Regions from separate parts of the Homo sapiens genome. Here region 2 is linked to region 1. A link is a loop called in an ENCODE intact Hi-C map of the cell type or tissue named here. Cell type or tissue: CD4-positive, alpha-beta T cell. All regions are shown on one strand. Each heading gives the region's core, and the rest is flanking DNA. Links, peaks and the distances in the headings are about the cores only. Region 1 holds the start of PXMP4 (peroxisomal membrane protein 4). Region 2 overlaps SNTA1 (syntrophin alpha 1).

Region 1 (5,372 bases), core at 202-5,201:
GCAGTGAGCCAAGATCGCACCACTGCATTCCAGCTTGGGCGACAGAGCGAGACTCCGTCTCAAAAAAAAAAAAAAAAAAGATGGACTTTCGCTCTGGTTGCCCAGGCTGGAGTGCAGCGGCGCGATCTCAGCTTACTGCAACCTCTGCCTCCCGGGTTCAAGCGATTCTCCTGCTTCAGCCTCCTGAGTAGCTGGGATTACAGGCACGTGCCACCACGCCCGGCTAATTTTGTATTTTTAGTAGAGACAGGATTTCTCTGTGTTGGTCAGGCTCGTCTCGAACTCCGACCCCAGGTGACCCACCCACCTCACCCTCCCAAAGTGCTGGGATTAAAGGCGTGAGCCACCGTGCCCGGCCACATTCCTCATACTTTTAAGCACTTCAGTTTGACACAGGGTCTCAGTCACCCAGGCTGGAGTCCAGTGGCGTGATCACCGCTCACCGCAGTGTTGACCTCTCCAGGCTCAGGTGATCCTCCCGCACCTGTAGTTGGGACTACAGGTGTGTGCCACCAGGCCTGGCTAATTTTTGTATTTTTAGTAGAGATGGGTTTTCGCCATGTTGCCCAGGCTGGTCTTGAACTCCTGGGCTCAAGAGATCCACCCACCTTGGCTTCCCAAAGTGCCGGGATTACAGGCGTGAGCTACCTACCGCACCTGGCAGAGCTTCAGTGTTTTTTTGTTTTTGTTTTTGTTTTTTAATTTTTTAGAGACGGGGTTTCACCATGTTGGTCAGGGGTGGTCTCGAACTCCTGGCTTCAAGTGATCCGCCCGCCTCGGCTTCCCAAAGTGCTGGGATTACAGGCATGAGCCACTGTGCCCAGCCAAGGAACTTCAGTGTTTTTAAGAGGATATTTTAATATATTATCTAACATAGTCATTATCTTCAGAGGAAGGATGAACTGAATAAAGTAGCCTACCATCACAAAAGAAAAATCCCGGACAACCCAGTTTCAGTGACAAAATAGGCCCAGCACAACTCCCTCCTTCATTGACCTCTGAAATTGTCCCCTGACACTGAGCAAATAACATCACTGGTAAATACCATATGGCCCAAGTACCAGGGGACACCCTCACAAGTCACAGCCACCACTCAGTGTGTAGCTGTTATTCAGTGACAACTCCACATAGTGACATCATATGTTAATGTCACCCATCAATGCTCTCAGAGATGACAACCCAAAACTATGTGTTGCTTAAACAAGCAAGTGTTGAGTACCCACCATGTGCCTAGTGTTGGGGTTACAGCAGAAAACAAGACAAATAAGATTTCTTCCTTCATAGAATTTACAGTTTGATAAGGGCAATGGACAATGAACACATAGTAAACAAGTCTAAAGTGTCAAAAGTTCTATAAAAAAAAAAAACACATAAGAACCAGGGTGGCCGGGCACGATGGCTCACATTTGTAATTCCAGCACTTTGGGAGGCCGAGGCGGGCGGATCACAAGGTCGGGAGTTTGGACTAGCCTGGCCAATATGGTGAAACCCCGTCTTTACTAAAAATACAAAAATTAGCCGGGCGTGGTGGCATGCACCTGTAGTCCTAGCTCCTCAGGAGGCTGAGGCAGAAGAATCCCTTGAACCTGGGAGGCAGAAGTTGAAGTGAGCTGAGATCACACTACTGCGCTCCAGCCTGGGTGATAGATCCGAGACTCAGTCTAAAAAAAAAAAAAAAAAAAAAAGAGCCAGGGTAATGAGTCAGAGTGGACAGTGCTACTTCAAATTGGATGTCTCAGAAAGTCTCTCTGATGAAGTGGCATTTGAGCTGAAACCTGAAGGATGAGAAGAAGCCCATCATGGGAAGAGCCCAGGATGGCGAATATCAAGCAGGGAACCAGCAAGTGCAAAGGCCCTGAGGTAGAAGGGTTCTTGGCCCAAGGAACAGAAAGGAGGCTGTTTGGCTGGGAAGCAGTGAGGTGGCAAGTGCTGGAACGTGGGGTCAGAGGGAGAGGCACGGACCAGATCACAGGAGGTCTTCTCTCTTGGGCCTTGGGGAGGAGTTTGGATTCTAAGAATAAGTGGACGCCGGCTGGGTTCACGCCTGTAATCCCAGCACTTTGGAAGGCCGAGGCAGGTGGATCACCTGAGGTCAGGAGAGCAGCCTGGCCAACATGGTGAAACCCCGTCTCTACTAAAAATACAAAAAAATTTGCCAGGCATGGTGGTGGGTGCCTGTAGTCCCAGCTACTCAGGAGGCTGAGGCAGGAGAACTGCTTGAACCCTGGGGGGTGGAGGTTGCAGTGAGCCGAGATCGCGCCACTGCACTCCAGCCTGGGTGACAGAGCGAGGCTGCATCTCAAAACATACATACGTACATGGAAGCCATTGAGGGGCCATGTGACTGACACTCTGGGAAGATCGCTATGGTAAAGGATATCCCAGTCAGAACTATCTCGCATAAAGATGGGGCCCTGCTCCTCCCTGTATCATCACCTGTCGCCCATCCCATCTCTAAGCAGGGCCACTCCTCATTCAGGAGCCCTCCTTCCAAGTACACGCCTCCTTCCAAACCCACTCGTGAACCCAACATGGCCCAAGGGAAAGTGCCTTCTGATTGGACAAATCGTGTGTGACCTTGGGCGGAGCCCACTGTGATTGGCTACAAGCTTTCCTTTCTCTTCCAGTCAGACAACTATTTCGATGAGTGCTATTGTCCCATGAGACAAGTACGCTCTCTGATTGGTCTTCCATGCATGAGTGACGCAGAAACAGCCTATAGACGCCACGAGTCGGCGGCGCTACCGAGGGGCTGTGGGCGCGCAGCTGGAACCTCCGGCTGTCAGTGCGCTTACAGTTCCTAACCCCGACCCTGCGCGCAGCCCGCACTATGGCAGCCCCGCCGCAGCTAAGGGCTCTGCTCGTAGTCGTCAACGCACTGCTGCGCAAGCGCCGCTACCACGCTGCGTTGGCCGTGCTTAAGGGCTTCCGGAACGGGGCTGTGTGAGTGGGGCCGTCGGGCCGGGCTGGGGCTGAGGGATGTCCTGCCTGGGGTCAGAGGCGCGAGTTCGAAGTCCGATGCCGCGGTGCTGTTTGCCCTGGAGCAGTCCTCGTGTGTCTCTAAGTCTCGGAGGTCACCATCTGTGCAATGGGAGCTGGATTTTGGCTTGCGCGCCTTCCCAGCTCTGAACTGGGGCTCCCACTGCACATTTTCTGGGTCTTCCAACCTTTGCAGCCTGGCCCTCTTGCTTTGACTCCTCCCATGCCAGCTTCTGTATCCCCTCATTTGGGTTCAGTTCACCTCACCTCTCTGTGTGCCTTTGGGCCTCAACGGCCCCATCTGCACAATGGGGAACTGGACTCTGGCCTCTAGCTGGCAGGCGGATGCCTCCTGTCTATTCTGTCCCCATGAAGCTTGCCCATGGGCTTGCATCCTGCTTCTCACTTCTCACCTGTAGGACTCCAGCGCTAAGTCCCGTTCGGCTCAGGGGGCTCCTGGGACGTGACAATGAATGTAAAAGAAGCTGCAACTATCCTGGCATCTTACCTGCAAGAGAGGTCTTGGGGTCATTGCCCTGGCTGGTGCCTAGAGGGGAGCTCAGTCTCCTTTAAACCTAGTGCATAACAGCCACCATTTATTGAGGGCCTACAGTGCCAGAACCGGGGACAAAGCAGAGAACAAACCAGAGAAAGTGGTTTGTGTCCCCCAGAATTGGCATCCTAGTGGCAACGTGGGATGGTGGGAAGGATGTGGATGCCTTGGCTTGAACCCTGGCCCCACCTACCCGTGTGATCTGGAGGAAGTCATTTAGCCTCTCTAAGCCTCAATATCTGTAAAATGGGCATGGTACTAGTACTTATACTATCAGGATTGAGTCAATATGTGTGAAATGCTTAGCACAGGCTGGCCACGGTGGCTCACACCTGTAATCCTAGCACTTTGGGAGGCCGAGGCAGGCGGATTATCTGAGGTCAGGAGTTCGAGACTAGCCTGGCCAACATGGCAAAACCCCGTTTCTACCAAAAATACAAAAATTAGCCGGGTGTAGTGTCACATGCCTGTAGTCCCGGCTACATGGGAGGCTGAGGCAGGAGAACCGCTTGAACCCAGGAGGTGGAGGTTGCAGTGAGCTGAGATTGTGCCACTGCACTCCAGCCTGGGTGACAGAGTGAAACTCCATCTCAAAAGGAAAAAAAAGAAAGTTTCATGAGGCCATAACTTTATCTATTTTGTTCCTTGGTGTATTACTAGCACCTGGTATTTAGTAGTTTCTGAAATATTTATTGAATGAATGAATAAGTGTGCAAGATCAGAATTGCCATTGTCCCCATTTTCCAGATGAAAAGGCTGTAGCTCAGAGGTAGACCCATTGCTCGTGGCCACAGCACTTGGTCACGGTTGGAGCCGGGATTCAAACCCAAGGATGCCTGGCACCAGTGCCAGGCTCTTGGCTCCCATGGACACTCAAGAGTCAGGTAGAACTGGTTCCCACTGGGTCTGGCCAAGGGCATATCCTTGATGTGCCCTGAGATAACATCAGTAACCCTTTTGCCAAGTTTTTTTTTTTTTTTTTTTTTTTTTTTTTTGAGATGGAGTGTCGCTCTGTTGCCCAGGCTGGAGTGCAGTGGCGCAATCTCGGCTCACTGCAAGCTCCGTCTCCCAGGTTCACACCATTCTCCTGCCTCAGCCTCCTGAGTAGCTGGGACTACAGGCACCCACCACCACGCCCGGCTAATTTTTTTGTATTTTTAGTAGAGACAGGGTTTCACCGTGTTAGCCAGGATGGGCTCGATCTCCTGACCTCGTGATCGGCCTGTCTCGGCCTCCCATTGTGCTGGGATTACAGGCGTGAGCCACCACACCCAGCCTTGGACACAGGTTTGATTCCAGTCTTTTGTTTTTTCAAACAAGCCTGCAGTGAACATTCATGTATATTTGGGGAGACAATAGTATGTGGCTCATGACCATTGTCTCAAGGAGGCTGTCAGGATTTTTAGACCTTGTAGCCTGGTAAGACCAGGGTTGGGTACCTGGAGAACTTAGGGATAGGGGTAGGGGTGGAGGTGTCCAATAAAGAAGAGTAAGAAAAGAAGAGACACTAATATTGATTGACCTAGGAACTTTTATATGTGCGTAACTGCCAAAAGCCATTCTGTAAAATGGAGAATACCTTTTGTTGATGGGAAAAGGGAGGTTCAGAGAGGTTAACTAATTTATCCAAGCTCACATAGCAAAACATGGCAGGGCTTTGGCCCAAATACCACTGTCTTTCTACTATTCATCTGAGTATAGTTAAAACAATGAAAGTAAACATGGTCTTGTTCACGTCATTCCTAGATCCCTAAATGAGGAGGGGAAAGGAAGGGTGGGGGAAGAGGTTTGAATCTTAAAAAGAGGCAATTATGTAACAATTATGTAACATTTAAAATAT
Region 2 (5,372 bases), core at 88-5,087, 310 kb after region 1:
GGATATAAGGTCCCCATTAGCCACTCATTCGCTGACACTTATGCCTTGTGCTGCATGGTTCAGAGGGCACAGAGCTGACCCCAACAGTTTCTGCCTCCAGAGAGAACCTTGTCTGGCTGGGGAGACAGACCCAGGAACAGCCATTACAGTGCAGGGTTTGTAGGAGCCACTTAACTCTGTTGGGGTAGTAGAGGAAGGCTTCAGGGAGGAGGTGACATTTGAGCTGGACTTTGATGGATGAGTAGAAGTTTTCTGTTTAAGAAAGGGTGAAAGAGCATCCCATGCAGAGAGAACATCATGGTCAAAAGTACAGAGGCATGAAGGGCTATAGCATGTTCATGGAGCTATGAGTTTGTGATAACCAGAATTCATGCAGGAAATGGAGAGAAGGGAGTTGGCAGGGCCTGATCTTGAAGAGCTTCTATTGCCTGATTAAGGAATGTTAGCTTTAGCTTAAGAGTTTGGTAGTGTTGAAGGGTTTAAGCTGGGGAGCGAGGTGCTCTGGTTGCTTTAAGAGAATCCCTGTGGCTGCCACGTGGAGAATGCAGCGGAGAGTGCAGGATGGAAGTGGGGAGGTGCTGCAGTCATGCAGGAGAGATGATGGTGGCTGGGGGAGGTGGAGGTGGGTGGCAGGAGCAGATGGGGAAGAAAGGCAGCATTGGCATTGGAAACCACATGGGTGTAAAATTAACAGGGCTCCGTGCTTGCCAGATGGGGCGGGTGAAGGAGGGGTCCGGAATGAACAGGAGGTTTGGAGCTTGTGTCTGGGTGAGCGTGGGACTGGGGGTGGGGGTGGAAAGGGAGGAGGCTGGAGCAAGATGCTGAGTTAAGTCCAGAGTGTGTGTGGGATGGAGAGGGAGCTTGGATAGGAAGCCTGGGGACTCGAGGGTCTGCAGCTCAGGGCTGGAAAGTCGAAGGCGGGTGTCAGCAGCAGTCTGTGGCGGGGGGAACTGAGCTATAGGAGAAAGAGTGGGTGGAGGGAGGAACAAAGAGGGATATGGGGCAGAACTTTCTGCCCCAGAGAGGGGCAGTTGGCTTACCAAGGCCACACAGCAAGTGAGAGTCAAGCTGCAGGGGTCTGAAGTCCTTGTCCCCCATGTCTCCTTACCTCAGGCTGGCTCTGGCCCGTGTGTCAGGAGCCTGCTGGCTACTAGGGATAACTAGGTCCTGGACTGTCTGCCTAATCAAGTGATTCAAGTTAGGCAACAAAAGTTTACTGAGCACCTACTGTGGGCAGGCATGGTTTTAGTTACTGGGAATACAGTGGTGAACACAAGATCAAAATTTCTAACCTAGTTGACATTCTAGTGAAAAAGACAGTCAAAAACCAACGAAAACAAATAATAAAAAGTATAATTTCTGGTACCATGATTAAAAAGTAAGGCTAGTGAGTGACAAGGGTGCTATTTTGGACTGGGAGGTCAGGGAAGGCTTCTCAGAGGAGGTGACATTTAAACTAACATCTGAAGGAAGTGAGGGAGTGAGCCGTGCAGATAATCAGGGAAGCATGTATAGGCAGAGGGAAGAGCATATGCAAAGGTGCTGAGGCAGGCATGTGCTAGGTGTGTGTGATGACACCAGTATAGCCAGAGCCAAGGGAGTGACGGGGAGGGTGGCAGGAGATGTCTCCTGCTGAGTCAATCAGTGCCCCCTGGCAAGTCCTGTCCTGTTAGGTGGTAAAGGATTTACAGGGTTTCTTCCCAGGTCACTGGCCCCTTTGCCCAGAACTATTTGCCTCCGGCCTGAGGCCTCATGCTCAGCCCTCTGCCCCCAACCCCCAGACTGGTGCACTCAGGCCCCTCCAAGGGCTCAGTGCCCTACGATGCAGAGCTCTCTTTTGCCCTGCGCACGGGCACGCGTCACGGTGTGGACACTCACCTGTTCAGCGTGGAGTCACCGCAGGAGCTGGCTGCCTGGACCCGCCAGCTTGTGGATGGCTGTCACCGGGCCGCCGAGGGTGTGCAGGAGGTGTCTACAGGTGTGCTGGGAGGATCTGGGAGTGTCCCTCTGGTAATAAGCCTCTTATCCCCAGGGGCATTCAAGCTTCCTTCTTTAGGGCACTTCAGGAGGGGATAGAAAATGGGGTTTGGAGGTCAAGGTGGGTGGATCACCTGAGGTCAGAAGTTTGAGACCAGTCTGGCAAACATGGCAAAACCCTGTCTCTACTAATAATACAAAAATTGGCCAGGTGCGGTGGCTCACGCCTGTAATCGCAGCACTTTGGGAGGCTGAGGCGGGTGGATCACTTGAGGTCAGCAGTTTGAGACCAGCCTGGCCAAAATGGTGAAACCCTGTCTCTACTAAAAATACAAAAATTAGCCGGGCATGGTGGTGGGCGCCTGTAGTCCTAGCTACTCGGGAGGCTGAGGCAGAATTGTTTGAATCTGGGAGGTGGAGGTTGTAGTGGGCCCAGATTGTGCCACTGCACTCCAGCCTGGGCGACAGAGCAAGACTGTCTCAAAAAAAAAAAATAATAATACAAAAATTAGCCGGGCATGGTACTAGGTGCCTGTAGTCCCAGCTACGCAGGAAGCTGAGGCACGAGAATCACTTGAACCCGGGAGATGGAGGTTGTGGTGAGCCGAGATTGCGCCCACTGCACTCCAGCCTGGGTAACAGAGTGAGACTGTTTCTCCAAAAAAAAAAGGAAGTTGGGTTTGGGCCCTCTGTTTTGGATGTGCAGGTGCCCTAGCAGGCAGAGACTCTTCTCCCTGGGGTTTTCTTGCCCCAGTTTTGTCAATCTGCTGGTGAGGATGTGAGAGATGGCACTTGGGGTAGGGTTGCCAGAGGAAATAAATACAGGACACCCAGCCTCATTTGAATTTCAGGTTAACAATGAATACTTTTTTCACAGAAGTATGCCCAAATTAGTCATTGTTTATCTGAAATTTAAATTTAGCCGGGTAACTCTGCAGGTCTCCAAGGGCGGTGCTTGGTAGATCTGATGATGCCTTTATCAGCAGTGAGCCTCCTGTCCATGGCACATTTTAAGCTCCCCCTTTCTACTTGTGCTGCTGGAAGTGGGACTGGAAGTGGGTGTAGGTCCTCTGAGGGTGGGGGTGATGACTCTCTGCAGGGTGGGTGTACTGGTGCCACGACAAACAGTGAGCCTCCCATCCCTGGAGGCATTCAGGCCCCACTTTGTAAGCTGCGGTGGGGGTTGGAGGTTGGGGTGTAGTCTCTGAGGTGCCAGCTGTGCCTGTACCTATGTGCCCTCCCTGCAGCCTGCACGTGGAATGGGCGTCCCTGCAGCCTGTCTGTGCACATCGACAAGGGCTTCACACTGTGGGCGGCTGAGCCAGGTGCAGCCCGAGCTGTGCTCCTGCGACAGCCCTTCGAGAAGCTGCAGATGTCTTCAGATGACGGTGCCAGTCTCCTTTTCCTGGATTTTGGAGGTGCTGAAGGCGAGATCGTGAGTGAGGGGCTGCCTCTGCACCCTGGGGAGGAGGGGGTGTGCACTCTCGGAGGCCAGGCTGGCCAGGGCCCTGACTCTTCTCTCCATCCACCCTCCAGCAGCTGGACCTGCACTCGTGTCCCAAAACCATAGTCTTCATCATCCACTCCTTCCTGTCGGCCAAAGTCACCCGCCTCGGGCTGTTGGCCTAGAAGTCGCCGGATGCACTAGCCCTGAAGAGGGGTGTCCATGACATGGCCTGAGCTGGGCCTCCACCGACTGCCTGCTCACCCCTGGGCTGAGGGAAGGGAGAGGAGAGGAACAAGGGCCTCCGAAACCCCAACCCTGAGGGAGACTGGATTGGTCTTGGGGCCCAGGACCCAGACGCAGGACAGAGTGGACTCTGCCTGTGATGGGGTGGCCTTCCTGCTGCCCCCCTCCACCAGTGCCTTTTGCAGAGAGATATTTTGTGTACACAGAAGCCATTCCGAGTCTGGGACCTGCCCCTGTGCGGATCCTGACCCCAGCCAACAGCTGAGCTGCCGGGCCTCCTCGAGGCCCCTAAGCCACCCCCAGAGGTCCCATCTGAAGCTGGAGTACCCTGGGGTCAGCAGCAAGAGAAAGAAGAGGAGATTTTCTGTTTGTTTTTCCCCTCAGCCCTGCCACCGTGGGGAGTCTGGTTTTTCTCTTCATCCTGTCTCTCTCCTCCTTACTCTTGGATAAATAAACAGCCTGTGAGCACACAGGCAGCCCGGCCCAGTGTATGTGGTCTGTGCCTTGGCCTTTGGGTCCTGGGGTGGCCCCTGCAGTCCCAAGATGGACCAGACCAAGGACTAGGGCACCTTTCCCTGGAGAAGAACAGACCTTTACTACATGGGCCAAAGACAGTGTATTGGTTATCTATTGTTGTGTGACAAATTATCCAAAATTTGCAGCTTAAAATGACAAATATTCATTATCTCTTAGGTTCTGTGGGTCAGAAATTTGAGAGGGGCTAAGCTGGGCTGTTCTTGTCTCAGGGTCGCTCATGAGGTTGCAGTCAAGTTGTCGGCTAGGGCTGCAGTCATCTGAAGGCTTGACTGGGGCTGGAGGATCCATTCCAATACTGCTCATGCACATGGCTGTGGGTAGGAGGTCTCAGTTCCTCACCATGTAGGGCTAACCCTAGAGCTGCTGCTTGAGTTTTCTCATGATATGGCAGTTGGCTTTCCCCACAGTGAGACAGAAGAGAGGGCAAGGAGGAAGCCACAAACAGTGCCTCTTATGACCCGGTCTTGGAAGCCTTACACTGTTGCTTCTGCTTTGTTCTATTCATTAGAAATGAGTCACTAAGTTCAGTCCACACTCAAAGGGAGGGGAATTAGGCTCCACCTCTTGAAGAAAGGAATGTCAAAGAATTTGTGGACCCATGTCAAAGCCATCTTAGAGAGCTTCAGGACCCTTTCCTGCAGAAGGGAGGTGGAGTGGAATGTGTTTGGTACTTCGGAAACTGCGATGTGCTGGCTGGATGTGAGTGGGCAGTGGTTATGACTCCCTACCTAAAATCACAATGACAATGGCAATGATGGAGAACTTTTTTTTTTTTGAGACGGAGTCTTGCTCTGTCACCCAGGCAGGGTCTCATCTCACTGCAACATCCACCTCCCGGTTCAAGCGATTCTCCTGCCTCAGCCTCCTGAGTAGCTGGGATTACAGGCGCCCACCACCATGCCCCACTAATGTTTTGTATTTTTAGTAGAGATAGGGTTTCACCATGTTGGCCAGGCTGGTTTTAAACTCCTGACCTCAAGTGATCCTCCTGCATCAGCTTCCCAAAGTGCTAGGACACCGTGCCAAGCCCAGAACTTTTTTTTTTTTAAACTTTTGAAAGGTTCAGTTTCTTTAATGTAGCGACAAGATAAAACAAAGATGATGTGCCTGGTGTGATGGCTCATGCCTGTAATCCCAGCACTCTGGGAGGCTGAGGTGGGCGGATCAC

The links. Peaks named below come from ENCODE experiments on the same cell type or tissue, not always from the same donor. Only the 100,000 strongest peaks of a DNase experiment are listed, where the experiment ranks them.
Region 2: it touches region 1 in a loop (2.9-fold over the local background); 7 of 110 quality-filtered maps call a loop at or near these places.

What each region holds. Positions count from the first base shown.
Region 1 is chr20:33,717,666-33,723,037 of GRCh38, reverse strand. It overlaps PXMP4 (peroxisomal membrane protein 4), which reads left to right and starts at 2,728. Exons shown (of 4, transcript NM_007238.5): 1 at 2,728-2,943. The coding sequence starts at 2,831. RefSeq lists an enhancer at 3,132-3,181. In CD4-positive, alpha-beta T cell, for the core only: a CTCF peak has its summit at 2,784; a DNase peak (open chromatin) is centred at 2,627; H3K4me3 peaks cover 1,605 bases; H3K27ac peaks cover 532 bases.
Region 2 is chr20:33,406,741-33,412,112 of GRCh38, reverse strand. It overlaps SNTA1 (syntrophin alpha 1), which reads left to right. Exons shown (of 8, transcript NM_003098.3): 6 at 1,782-1,978; 7 at 3,225-3,412; 8 at 3,514-4,156. The coding sequence ends at 3,606. LOC124904889 (a long non-coding RNA gene) reads right to left here. Exons shown (of 2, transcript XR_007067567.1): 2 at 1-2,060. Among named protein-coding and RNA genes, the nearest start is that of CDK5RAP1, 7.9 kb to the right of the region's middle. In CD4-positive, alpha-beta T cell, for the core only: no CTCF peak of the experiment used is centred there; DNase peaks (open chromatin) are centred at 2,714 and 3,256.